2 separate regions of the Homo sapiens genome follow, and region 2 is linked to region 1. Evidence: chromatin contacts called from ENCODE Hi-C or POLR2A ChIA-PET data. All regions are on one chromosome and are shown on one strand. Each heading gives the region's core, a stretch centred on a gene start or an enhancer-like site at or near the end of the contact. The rest is flanking DNA. Distances are from core to core; before and after follow the strand shown.

What was found. Hi-C counts contacts between places; a loop is a spot of excess contacts on that map. ChIA-PET counts read pairs that join two places held with the same protein, here RNA polymerase II (POLR2A). Pooled maps may share reads with other maps.
Region 2: a map of posterior vena cava shows a loop between it and region 1 (2.6-fold over the local background). The contact joins two enhancer-like sites. A Hi-C loop is called at or near these places in 1 of 168 maps with a recorded cell type or tissue (posterior vena cava) and 1 of 50 pooled maps. POLR2A ChIA-PET finds 5 or more read pairs at or near these places in 2 of 52 experiments (HCT116 and activated CD4-positive, alpha-beta T cell).

What each region holds. Positions count from the first base shown.
Region 1 is chr9:13,441,511-13,447,493 of GRCh38, forward strand. It overlaps LOC105375977 (a long non-coding RNA gene), which reads left to right. Exons shown (of 4, transcript XR_929484.3): 3 at 4,960-5,083. Among named protein-coding and RNA genes, the nearest start is that of LINC01235, 13 kb to the left of the region's middle. Within about 2 kb of position 3,786, at least 2 of the 41 ENCODE cell types and tissues checked have a DNase peak (open chromatin) inside an H3K27ac peak, as active enhancers do.
Region 2 is chr9:14,193,890-14,200,628 of GRCh38, forward strand. All of the region lies in intron 2 of NFIB (nuclear factor I B), which reads right to left. Among named protein-coding and RNA genes, the nearest start is that of NFIB, 120 kb to the right of the region's middle. Within about 2 kb of position 5,427, at least 22 of the 41 ENCODE cell types and tissues checked have a DNase peak (open chromatin) inside an H3K27ac peak, as active enhancers do.

The DNA of each region.
Region 1 (5,983 bases), core at 2,536-5,035:
CCCAAACTCACACAGGTGTTAAGTCACGTAACTAGGATTTGATTTCATATAATCCAACTCCTGAGTCCATCCTTTTAAGTACACAGATATGCTACATGTTATTTAATTCTGCCCACACATAGAATAACTTATTCCTATTAATCTGCTTTACTTTTAAAAAAAGTCTACATCTTTGGATTATTGATTAGAAACCAAAAATTCATCAAAAACCACACATGCCCATTTTATACCTTTCATATAGTTAGCTATGTACACAGGAAACTTTTTTAAAAAATTAATCAGTTTCTGTGTATACGTTAAGATCTACCACATAGAGGGCGTTTCTCTGGGAAGGAGTGAGCAATACTCAGATTGTTAACATATTCTGGCCAATTAAGTTAACAAACAGTCATGCATAGAGTATCCACTTTTGAAAAAATATTGAAAGTTGAAATAAACTTGACACTCAACTGTACTCATCATAATTCAACTTAATTTTAATTCTGATTTTGAGGGCATGGCGAGTTTTGTAATGGCCTCCAGTCTTCCCTATTAATGTAATTTTACATTCCCAAGAAGGATGGATACAGAAGGGGTTAGCAATTAAACTGTCTTTAAATGATACTTCAGGAACTTGTGTATAAGTTATTTCATATGACTATATCCTGGGGGTCCACTTTTTCTATCTGTCACTTCCTTACATTAAAAATGCAAAAGGTGAAACAAATTTGAGTTATTTAAGCCAAGTGATCTGTTGGAGACCCTGACATGAGAATTTACCTACACCTTTAATCTATACATATGCCACAGTGGGATTCACAAAAAGGGGAGAATAGTAGGAGATATTGTCTCAGTAATAAAAACATCAAACTTCATAAATGATAGGATTTGCACATGAGAACTAAAAATTCTGAGTAACAACCAACATCTACCATCCACAAATTAGCAAGATAATATTTATGCTCCATATCCCAATACAAAATATTTTATATGTGGAAATTTGGTTTTCCTTCCCCAGAGAGTATCCAGAGGTTATTATTTCTTTATTATTGTTGTAATTGTAATATTTTTACTCCCATTCCAAATACAAAACTCTCATTCAGCTCATCGTAATATAAAAAATGTCTGTGCAAAAATCCCATCTAAAGAGTTCTTTAGAAATTTGAATAAGATGCGTACTCTAATTTTGCTATAGAATTGGTTTTTTAAAAAATGAAATACTGAGCATGATCAAAAATAATTATTTTCTTTGCAGGAGTAGTAATGCTAAAAACTTGCTGTATTCTTGCAGATCTCAAAGTTTGACTCTATTCTTTATTTGGAATTTACCCTATAGCAAACTAAAAAATAACAATAGGGAACACACACACACGGCACATATAGACAAAGAGACAACTTGCATTGAGGATCCAGTCATCCATCCCCGGAAGAGATGTGTAATCTATGTGTAACAATACTTAAATCAGCACGACATTTACAACACATATTAAGTGGTTTGTTATTTATTTCGAGACTTTAATTGGCACAATATATTAACAGCATTGTTGTAAGGTTTCCACTGAAGGCTTTATTTATTTTTTCCTAAAAAGAGAAAGAACAGGGAGAAAAGCAATCAACCAGTATTACACTGTTACCCCTGTTTTGTTATTCCTTTAGCCTGAATGAACTGTTAAAGTTGAAGGAAAAAAAAAACTAGCTTCAGAAACCATATTTTAGATTCAATCCAATTTTATTAAACCCAGAGCAGTGTTTTTTCTGCCATTCTAATAGAACCTATTATGAGATTTTTTTTTTCCCAGGGACAAAAACAACACCAACTTTCCCTCCCTAAGAGCTTCTTATTGTTCATTTTCGTTGCTATTTGGAGAAAAAGCTCATTAAAATATTATGAAGCGCATAGCATAATTACGTGCCAGCCTTTGCCAATGAGGAACATCTGTAGCACAGTGTATGTATATTTATATTACAGTAAACTTGAGTGCAGACTCTCTCTTTCACCCCCTTCTTTACTTTGCCTCTGTTCTGCAATTCTTTGTCCTGACTACAGAACCCGGCAAATGTGTGAAGCGCACAGGCTACAGTGAGCGCATTGTCAGCCTCTCGGGGCTCCAGCGCCAAATGTTATTATTCTATCATTAGCCTGTAGCTCACGCCAGGGTAAACTGTGCTCTGCTAAATGCCTCCAAACCTTTTTTGCTCTTTTTATTTCCCCAGTTATTTTTAAAATGTATCTTTTCCTTCGTTCGCTCTCTGGCACAGAAAGCTTTGCAAAGTGCATCCAACACACACCCAGTTCCCAAATTCGTGCTTCTCTTCCTTCTTTACATTATTCCACTTGCTTTAAAACCAAAGAACCTTGGGCATAATAAAAACATTGAGAGCTTGCCTATACCACAAATATTTGTGGAAAGCACATGGTGCCATTTTGCCAGACTACTCTTATTTGTTAAACTGAGTTAAGTGTAACGTGATTCCAAAAACTGCCTTTAGAATGAAAGAAAAGGCTTCTAAAGCCAGGGAGATAATTACCGCAATCTGGGTTACAGAAAATGCAAAACAAAGGAGCACAATCCCACTTTGTGTGTGTGTTGTGTGTGCGTCTTTTTGTTTCGTTTTGTTTTGTTTTTTTTCTTTGTTGATGTACCCAAACATGTAAATATTCCATGGCGTGTGTTGTACGAAGATGGAAATCAACCCGAATCTTTCACAGACATAACAAAACATACTCTGTAGTGGACAGTGGCATGTTTGTGGTGGGAATATCTTTTTAGGAGGGAGGGCTTTCTGTCTGTCTTTTTCTCTCCCCATCTAGCACACACACACCCAGGAGTTGCAGTTGTCACTAGTTGCCAAGACTCTGACACCCAACTACCCTTCACTTGAAACTGTCAATCCATTTTTGCACACATAAATAAACGTCGAGTTGCAAAGAATTAGGGTTCTAAAATATTTCATATGAATCCATAAACATGCTAAAGAATCTTCTAATTCCCCTCCCCCATGTTTTTTTTATGGCGATTATTATGCTATCAGTCTCCCTATTGTTGGGAAGGTTGTCCTCTGGGATAGTTTTGTAGACCGGACGGTTCTCAGTTTTCCTTTCTTTGTCTGCCAATTGTTTCTAGATTGAAACCACTTTCTGAGAGAGACAATTATTACCATACGTGTATGTGTATGTAAATATTAATAATCATTGCATGTATGTATATTTATGCATACAAAAATAAACACTATCCCCACACATATTTCTCATTTTTTAAGTACTAGTTCTTGCTTCCATAAAACGATTTGTGTTCCCCAGTTTCTACTTCATAAAATGTACTTTATTAAAGAGAAAGAAAGCAAATCTTGTACATTTCCTTGTTTGATGTTTAGAGTAAGTGAACCTTGCAGGTCTGAGCTAAGCTTTTTGGTATGTTTTAGCTGAGTCCAGATTATGGGCTATAGGTTTCGAAACTAACATCATCCAGTTTTCTCAAAAACCGTCGTGGCAGTTCTCTCTTTAAATTTCATCTGGACTGTCTCTAAAAGCCCTAGCTGACCCCATCATGTCCTTCTTTTATTACTAAACATGCTTCTTTCCACATGCACAATGACATGGTATTTTTCAGGGCAAAAGGCAAAAATATATTAGGGGTTTCTTTCCTTCCAGATGTAGACATCTTGTCACCCGAAGAGCAACCAGAGGACGTAGAAAATGGACCTGATCTCAGATGAGACAAAATAGAGCATGTCACTAAGGTGCATGTAAGGATAAATCCATGCAGCTCTAGAAGCAGGATTTGGCAATAGAACTGTCCCATTGAGCCAAAAAGCCAGCCAGGGCATGGAAGCTTGTTATTATGGCTTGCTCTGTGAGTAAGACCCGCAGGGAGGATGTGAAGGCTGCTTAGTGGGAAGCCTGTTTAGAATATGGGGAAGTAAAAAATGAAATGGGTCTTGAAGGATTCCGAGTCTAATCAGGCTGTGGATATTCCTAACCTTCTTAAAATCTAAAAATAAAAAAAAAAGATAAAATTGCAATTATTTTTAATCCCCAAAGAAGATCATAGATCCCATCTTGAAATTCTGTTACATAAAAGACAGGTAGTTCTAAACATAGACATTTTTAAACTACCCATCAGAAACTGGGTGAGAAGCAGTGCATTGGAGTGAAAGTACAGGCAAGTGCTCATGATTAGAAATTAGCACTAGGCAGTTCATGAGGGAGCTAAGGTGAACCACATTCACAATTTTGGTTAAGAAAGCCTAAAATGCTAACTATCACTATCTGAATGATGTTTAGCATTGTTGGCTCTTCTCTTCTGTGTCTTTCATTTTTGTTTCTAAACATAATTGAATTCTTTTTCTCTTCACTTAATATTAGAATGAACTATGTGACATTTACAGTTTGGCATTTTTGACTTACAAAAATATAATTTATATAGTTCGGCCTAACAATTCTGATAATCTAATTTCTTGTGATTGTTAGAGTCAAGTATTACTTTTATTTTGTTTGTTTTGTTTCTTTTCCTCTGCTTCCACATTTAGTCATCCTTCATATTTTAATGCCTGTTGACATTTTGGAAAAGTGAGTATTTGGTTAAATGAAAAGAAACCATTTAAAACCTGTGTTTAATGTGCACTCTAAATTAGATCATTTTCCCTTCAATTCTATTCAGAGGGCCTCTGTATAGAGCTCAGTTTTCCAGATCATTTGGCTACTGCACATATTAGGGCCAGGATGTCATTTTGATGGCCTCAAGGCCTCTACTTCTCTTCAAGTTTTGAAAAAAGGGCAACTTGATTTTAAAAATAATCCATGTAAAATAATTAGGGTCAGAGAGACAAATGTGTTCATAAGCTCTATTCCAGAAAGTGATCCTTTCATAAACTCAGTTCTCCCGAGGGTGGGGAAGGGAGTTTCCATAAAGTATTGTCCATATGCTTCCTAACGTGTGGGAAAGGGAAAGAATGGCTCTTTCCTCCTCTGTTCTCTAGGAGGGGTCATGCATTCTGGAAAATAATGCAGAGTGGTACAGGCTGAAGCGGAGCGGAGAGGACACTGTTTCAAGATTCCTGCGCCAGCTCCTTCGTTGTTATAGAAGTTGGACTAAATAAAAGGGTAAGGACTATCTGAATGAGAATCTAAAATAGCCAATGCTATGAGAGTTTATTCTAGTGAGAGATTTTCAGCGTGTTCTCCAGATTTTAGGGGAAGAAGACATGAATGGAGAAATTAAAGACCAGATGTATTTTATCTCCTCTGTTGCAATTGGACAGCAGAAAAAGCGGAGCCCAACACACATCATCAGTTTAGGAATAGCAATCAAAAGGAGTTTTAAAAATTTTTATATAACATGGCACAAGTAATGTGTTCATAAAAATCCCAGTTCTATTTTACTTCCCTGGCATATAACAGCTTTAATTTATATTAGTTTAAAAAGTCATGTTGGCATAACTCCTGAATATGAGTTTTGCTTAAAAAAATTTCCATAGCATCACTAGGAACTAAAAATATTAATCTTCATATATCTCAAAATAATAATAACGCACCTTTATACTATTCTTTATAATTACTAAAACTAGAAAAAAATAATATTTATTTTGAAACCAATAGGTGGTGCTATAAATTTCCATATTTTAATTCAAAGCAATATGTTCATTTTACTTTCCATTCCTCAGCGGCATTAGAAATATTCCTAATTATCACAGTATGATTTTTTATGGCAAAAAAAATCCTGCAGTTAGCCACTGCGATCTGTCTCTTTTCCAACAGAAAACTGACTATAACTCAGAGTGAAAGATAAAGGGAATCTACACAATTTTTGACAGAAAAGTAAATTTATGGAAACAGATCCATATATCATTCTTTGTGGTCTCTGTTTTTTTCCCGTAGTTCTTCAACTAATAGGAATGCTATGGAAGAACATAATTTAAATGTTTAATTTAATATTTCATTGTATGAACTCTCCCTAGGGGCTAGATTTATATAAAAAGCCATAACCACAGTAGTGATAGATCA
Region 2 (6,739 bases), core at 4,177-6,676, 750 kb after region 1:
TGATGGATGTGCACACTTAGCTGCCAGCATTGCACCCTATGCAATGTCCCTCTACATCCTCTCTCTCAATCATTTTGAACCCCCACCCCCAAGATTTATTTTATGTCTCTTTTTAAAACATTATTTTCCTAGTTGGTGACAGTCACCACCAAACATCATACAGAGATCATTTCAACTGAAAATACATGTTTATTATTTTTTAAGCCTGTGCCTGAAATGTATTTTAGTCAATCTATGCCACATAAGGCAAACTTCTAATGCACATTTATGAATTTAATTCAATAAATATTTACTGAAAAAAGAAAATGGGTTGGAGTCTAAATAGACATAAAGTGGCCATGAAGTAAGTCTAGCAATAACTTTCACTTTTTATGTTTTCCCACCACCCTTTACTTTCCCCAATGAGAAACTTATAGTGTGACAGGTAAGCTAAGAGACAATCTCCATAAATATGACAGCAGACATATTGCACAGACACTAAAAACCATAGGAATAATGCTGAGACCACAAGACAGAAATAGCCCTTGACTTTTTCTCGTAATGGCAGGTAGAATGGGTGGGACAGGGAGCCTAAAGCCAGATAGGAAAACGAATCCAACTTTTAACCAAATTTTTTATTACACACATACTATTTGAAACTTAAACTTTCATTCTAAGTTACAGTCAAAAAAGAAAAAAGACAATAAGAAGAAATAAAAATTATCCCAGTTCTTCCAATGTACTGTATATGTATATGCTATGATTTAAGAATTATGCCATAGGAATAGATAATTCAATTAAAGCCAAGATAAAACAAATGAGATACATTATACTAAGCAGATAGCAAATTATGATATAATTTGGCTGAGAAATAGGTTGAAACAGGCACTATCTTAGAAATGGGATGACAGCAAAGAACTAAGCTCCACCTTCAATGTATTTGAAGGTCTGTTTGGAGCCAATTTACACAAAATATCCACTTACCAATTTCACAGAAGATAGAACAAAATAACACTGAGATAACGTATTAGGAAATTATTTTTTAATATTGGAGGTGCACTCTACCACCTCAATCCAGCACACATTCTCTCTCTCTCTCTCTTTCACAAAAGAGAAAGAGATCCCGTAAGCTTCTCCACAATGTTCTATACCTGACCCTGGAAGGAAATCCTATTCTTCTAGGCTTGCTTAAGCCAATAAGGTCCCCAGAGAATGCTAACTGGGGTGGTTATGTGCCCAAGAATTGAACTGAAACCATTAATTTACTTCATAGGACCAATCAACTGGCAAAAGAAGTTAAAAAAAAACAAAAAACAAAAAACTTTTGGTAGAACTGACCTACAGAGAATTTAAACCGCCAGAGATGGCAAGGTTTGATGTTACAGCTTCCTTCATCCATCTGCAAAGCTCTGTCACTACCTAATAAATGCACAATGCTTCTCTCTCCTGTGGTGCTTTTAGGAAATAATGCTTGTCATTTTCCATCTTATTGACAAAATATTGTATTTTTTAGAAAACTCCATATCTAAGGAATACTTTAATGAAATAAAGATGGGTTAAAACATCAAGCTAATTTTGTGAGCACACGAAACAGAGAAATAATCTCAAAGAAAATGATAAATTCTAATTTTTATTTGAAAGTATAAAGCACATATGAGACGACTTTTATTGTGTTGCCACTTCATTCTTGTTTATTTAGGTTTCTTTATTCACTGTCGATATAAATGACTGCAGTGAAGCCAGGATTGCAGACCAAATCTGAATTTGGAAGTTTGGCTACAGCAATCTGGATCCCAAAGCCAAAGCTTCCTCCTCACATTAGACTCCCATTCAAAGCTATCACTGTGTTTTCAAAGTGACAACACTGTTCAACTTTCTTTTCACAGAGCAGGAATCTTTTATGGCATTAAGGGTATGTATGTCACACCATGAAAAACACAATGACATTGCAAACATAGACAAAGGAATCTAGTAAGGGCATTGGGAGGAAAAAGGGGGTGGGGTATTTAAGAAAATGTTTTTTAAACTTTTTTTTTTGCAAAAGAAAATGCATAATAATAAAATAATAACTGAAAGTTCCCTATTAATATCATCCAGCAATTATTAAAAATAGAATAAATTAGCTGATATGATCCAATCACCTGGTAGGGAACAGCATGTGTCTCCTTAGTCCATTGGCAGTGCTAATGGTGCTCCTAAATGAAGGATTTTTTTTTTCTATGTTCACGCTGGTTGAACTTAATTTTCCGTTCACCTGTTTACCTGGATTAGTTTTCAGCTTAACATTCATTAAGCATCAAGACATAACAAGAGGTGCAGTGATGATGAGATAAAAGTCTCAAGGCCATTACTCCTCCCATGAGGCACTCAGGGAGGATCTATAAGTGAAAGATAGCTTCACTCGCTTGGGTTAAAGTGAAAAAATATGAACCCACTCTAGAACTTTGAAAATCAAAGAGAGCTTTAAAAAGCCGTGTGTTTATGTTTTGCCTAATTTTTCACTTTTTCTCATTAGAAGGCAAGGTCTGACTAAATGTGGGTTATTTCTGATATCTCAGCTTCTAGTTTGCGGAAGGGGGTTCCTGTTTAAGGGAGGGAATGCTGCCACCCCCTACTCTCCCCAGCAGCAGCACACTGGACACCTGAGAAGCCAAAAGCGCTACACCAAAATATACCACCTTTAATCACAAATCAAACAACAGTAATTAGGAGCATCAAGTTAATTGTGTCTACTCCCCACAGAATGTGTCCTCCAAGGCTCCTTGAAATCAGGTTGAAAGATTAGTAGTAATTTTACTCCCAATTCTCTTATTCTAACTTAAAAAAAAAAAAAAAAACAGAGCCTAAGTTCATCACTCCTACCCTCAGAACTATGGAGTCTACAAGTAAAACCTTAAAAAGAAAAATCAGACTACTTAATTAAGTGTTTTCTTAGGCCGTTTATGTAATCAGAGTAACTTTGATCTTTGGCTTCTTAATCTGTTCAAAATTTGTTGTCAAATCGTATGGAATTCCTTTAAATCCAGAATTATAAATGTTATTTTCCATTTGTCTTTTATTAATGATTAAGACAACTTGGCAGTTTGAATCCAATCAATCAAGAATGTGCAAAATCCATTTCATATACATTGGTACAATTAGATACTGACAATAAGGCTCTTTCTTACCTTCCATTTGTACTAAATATGATAAAGATAGCAAGAATACCTTAGCTATTTTCGAGGCATTTTCATCTACATTACTTTGCAATCCCGAAATAGGTTGTGCTTTATTCTGACCCTTTACAATTACCAGAAAGGAATGCAGAGCTTGACAACTTGCAGAGTAATAGAAAAACCTTGATTTTTCATTGCATTTCCCCTTCTGACTTTCTTAGGATCTGAGGGACGACCCTTAACCTTTCTCAGTCTCACTCTCCTGTCTCAAACAAGCTATAATAAAACTTTATTCCAGTCCACTGGGGTATTAGAACAATGAATCTGATAGGATGTCCCTAACACACTGTACTGTGATCTCTATAGGGAAAGTTGCTATAAAAATAAAGACACTGTTGTTATTCTTCCAATTGAGTTATTTGCAAATGGATCTTCTTGATGGAGCCCAGCCCTCCGATATAGAAAAGAAAATTCTATCAGTCCTCTAGGGTACAATTGCCTTGTGGCAATTATACCCATAACCACATTTCCTTATTACTATTTATAAAAGACTGTGGAGTTCAAGGGGAGGCAAAAAGGGAGCTTAAGAAAAAATATGCTGTTTATTTTCAACAGAAGATGCTGAAGTTGCAAATTTGGAACTCAAGGCTATAGGTAAACTTTGACAGAACATGTGTTCCAAATTAGTGTGGTGTTTCTTAGCTGTGTCAGAAAGTCAGAGGTGTCCCTGAGGCTGCAGCGCTTTAGCAAATTTTGGAAATAACTTGGGGAAAAAAAAGGTAAATTACACAGTTAATCTGGTCCTCACTCTACGAATGCTACAAAACAATGACGAAAAGGTTCACGGCTAGACCATTCTCACCAAGAAAGACAGCATATCTCGAGGTACAAAAGGCACAAAAGAAAATTAAACTGAGCTTAGGAAGAAAGTGCTATGGACAATTTTACATGAAAAGCCAAAAGGGAATGTTGGGGCTACGTTGAACTTTCCTGGAGTCTACAGACAGAATACACGTTGCCCCCTATATTCATTACCAACAGCCATAAGAATTAGTAGGTGGCTCAGGTTTAGGCACTTTAAGAATTCCATATTCCTCAAATGGAATTTTTTCAAAGTAAATAATAAAAGCTTTGCTTTATGAAGTATTAGAGAAATGGGGTTTCCCTTCCATAACAGAAATCACTAGGCCCATCACACTGCACGTCTCCAAGGAGCATGATTCACAGTGTGGGCTACGGGGAGGGAGCCTTCTAAAGTCGTTTCGGATGTTCACTATGGCATTCTACGTGTCATTAAAAAAGCCTTATAAATCATCCTAAAATTTAGAGTTTAAACCTGGAACAATTACTTGGATAAAGTTTCTTATGTTAACAGGTTTTTAAAAGTTCAATTTTCAGAAAAGTGTTTGTTGTCAGTGGAGATCTGCATATAATCTAGATTCCAATTAAACACAGAGCTCCAAAAAGACCAATTAAAGGAGAAGTAGAACAGCTTGCCGTATCATGACAATAAATGCTACTTGCCTTATTGTCATTTCACAATCAGTGACATTCAGTCCACAAATTCTAGTGAGCATCAGATTCACCTGAGATGCTTGTTAGAAATTCAGATTCCTCGACCTCACCCGCAATGACTGGGACTCGTACAGCAATGCTGGGGCCAAGAAAGCGCTCTCAACAAGCACCCCAGGTAACTCCCGCACATTGTTCTCAGCCAGTGTACAAGGGACTTGGCTGCTGATGCTTGCTCACAGACACCAAACTGGAAAGCAAAAGGCAGTATGTGACTATAGAGTCCTGAAAACACAAACAAACAAAAATGCAGTCCTTAAGCCAAAACCAATCTCCACTTTTCTCCCTCTCCCTGCCATGTGATGCACCAGCTTTGGCCAAAAATCACATGTGTACAGTGAATCCTAAAAAGCAACTAAATCCAAATCCACACTGAACCATTCTGAACTCTATCACACTTCACAGAGCTTTAAATAGAATTCTACTCAAAACATCACACCCTGACTGGCCAAGGGATTCTTTGGGTTCTGTTGCTTTATCCAAGTGATCCAAAGTGACCCAGGTTCCATTCTGCAAGTTCGCTTCTACAGCTTTTTCCAAGTCGAACACAGAAGGATTAAAAAGAAAACACAAATATTGGCATAGGTGACTTGAGGTTACTTGACCTTTCTGAAGGAAGATTTTTTGGCAATTGTGTTCTGGCAGCTCCCTGGAAGGCAAGGCCAGGACACAAAGAGGAAGACAGGAAGCCGGGAGCTGGCCATGTGTCCTTGGCAGGCAGTAGTGCGGCAGGGTGAACCACCTCATCCCTGCCAAACCAGAAACAGTGGGGAAAGCCCAGCTAATTGGCAACTCACAGCCGGCTACAGTGTACATCCTCGGCTTTAGATGCCTGATAAAGTTAAATGGCCTGCCAGACCCTAATCTACTTAAACAGGATCCTCCTTTACTTTCAAAAACTTAACTCACCCATTTGTGTTTCCTTAAGGAAGTGGTAAGGCAGCATCTTAGAATGTTAAGAGCTGGAAAAATTAAAAACAAAACAGCAAAAAAAGTAAAGATGTGTTGGAGTCTCATTATGCTTATAGCCGTTTTACTTTGTGAAAGGGCCATGTATGTTTGTGCTTTTGGTTTTAGCTAATAAGACTTCCACTTGGTCATTTATTTTTATTTAAAAGAAATTCTCAAGTCAACATTGCAGACTGATTATGACTTCAGTTCATTGGAGGATCCAGGATCCATTTTTTTTTTAATTTCACAAAACTCCTGAAGATATCCAAGGAGACTGCAGAGTTGCACCCAGTTTCCACTCAGCTATTGTTTTTACTTACACATTAGTTGGCTCAATCATATTTGCTAAGGTATTTCTGTATGTACTAGCATAAAATCACCACTTTCTGAGTCTTTTACAGCTAAAATAGGGAATCACGCAGGGAGAACAGGAGCAGAAGGGATTGTCCAAATAAACTGTTCCTTACTGCTGCTGCTAACAGAGTGAATCCAGGGACCTGGAGCCTGGAGCATAATTTTGCCCCTAGGTCTGAAGGCCTGGTAAGAGCAATTTAAAGGGGTGTGCTCAGTAGTTGGGCATATTTCCTTCTATTTTCTGTGAAACTGTTCATGCCTTCTTCAAAACTCAAAGCAAAATTTCAAATTAGCTTCTCCTCCTTAAAATATAGTAGTCAATGGTGAAATTTGATGAAGAAAATGCAAATTTCCTCTCAGAACTGGTAGAAGAGAAAGATTACAATAAACATAATCCACTGTTTTCATCAGAAGTTTCTTAAAGTCTACAGAATATTCATCCTTTAAGCAACCCAGGACCCCAGAATCTGTTTCAGTGAAGTTAGACCAAGGAATAAAACACAATACCAAAACTCACATACTCTCTGATCACGATGTGAGATAAGAAAATAATAATCCTCATGCCCAACACTAGCTCTCAGGATCGGTAAGTCTAAGTATGTGTTTCAGCTCCAAAATTACTATTTTTTTTAAAACACGACTTGACTTTCCCAGACTCTACTTAGTTGACTTTTCACACTAAGTATCCCTAGCTTTTGGAAATTCTCCTTCCCTTTTCCTTTAGGGCA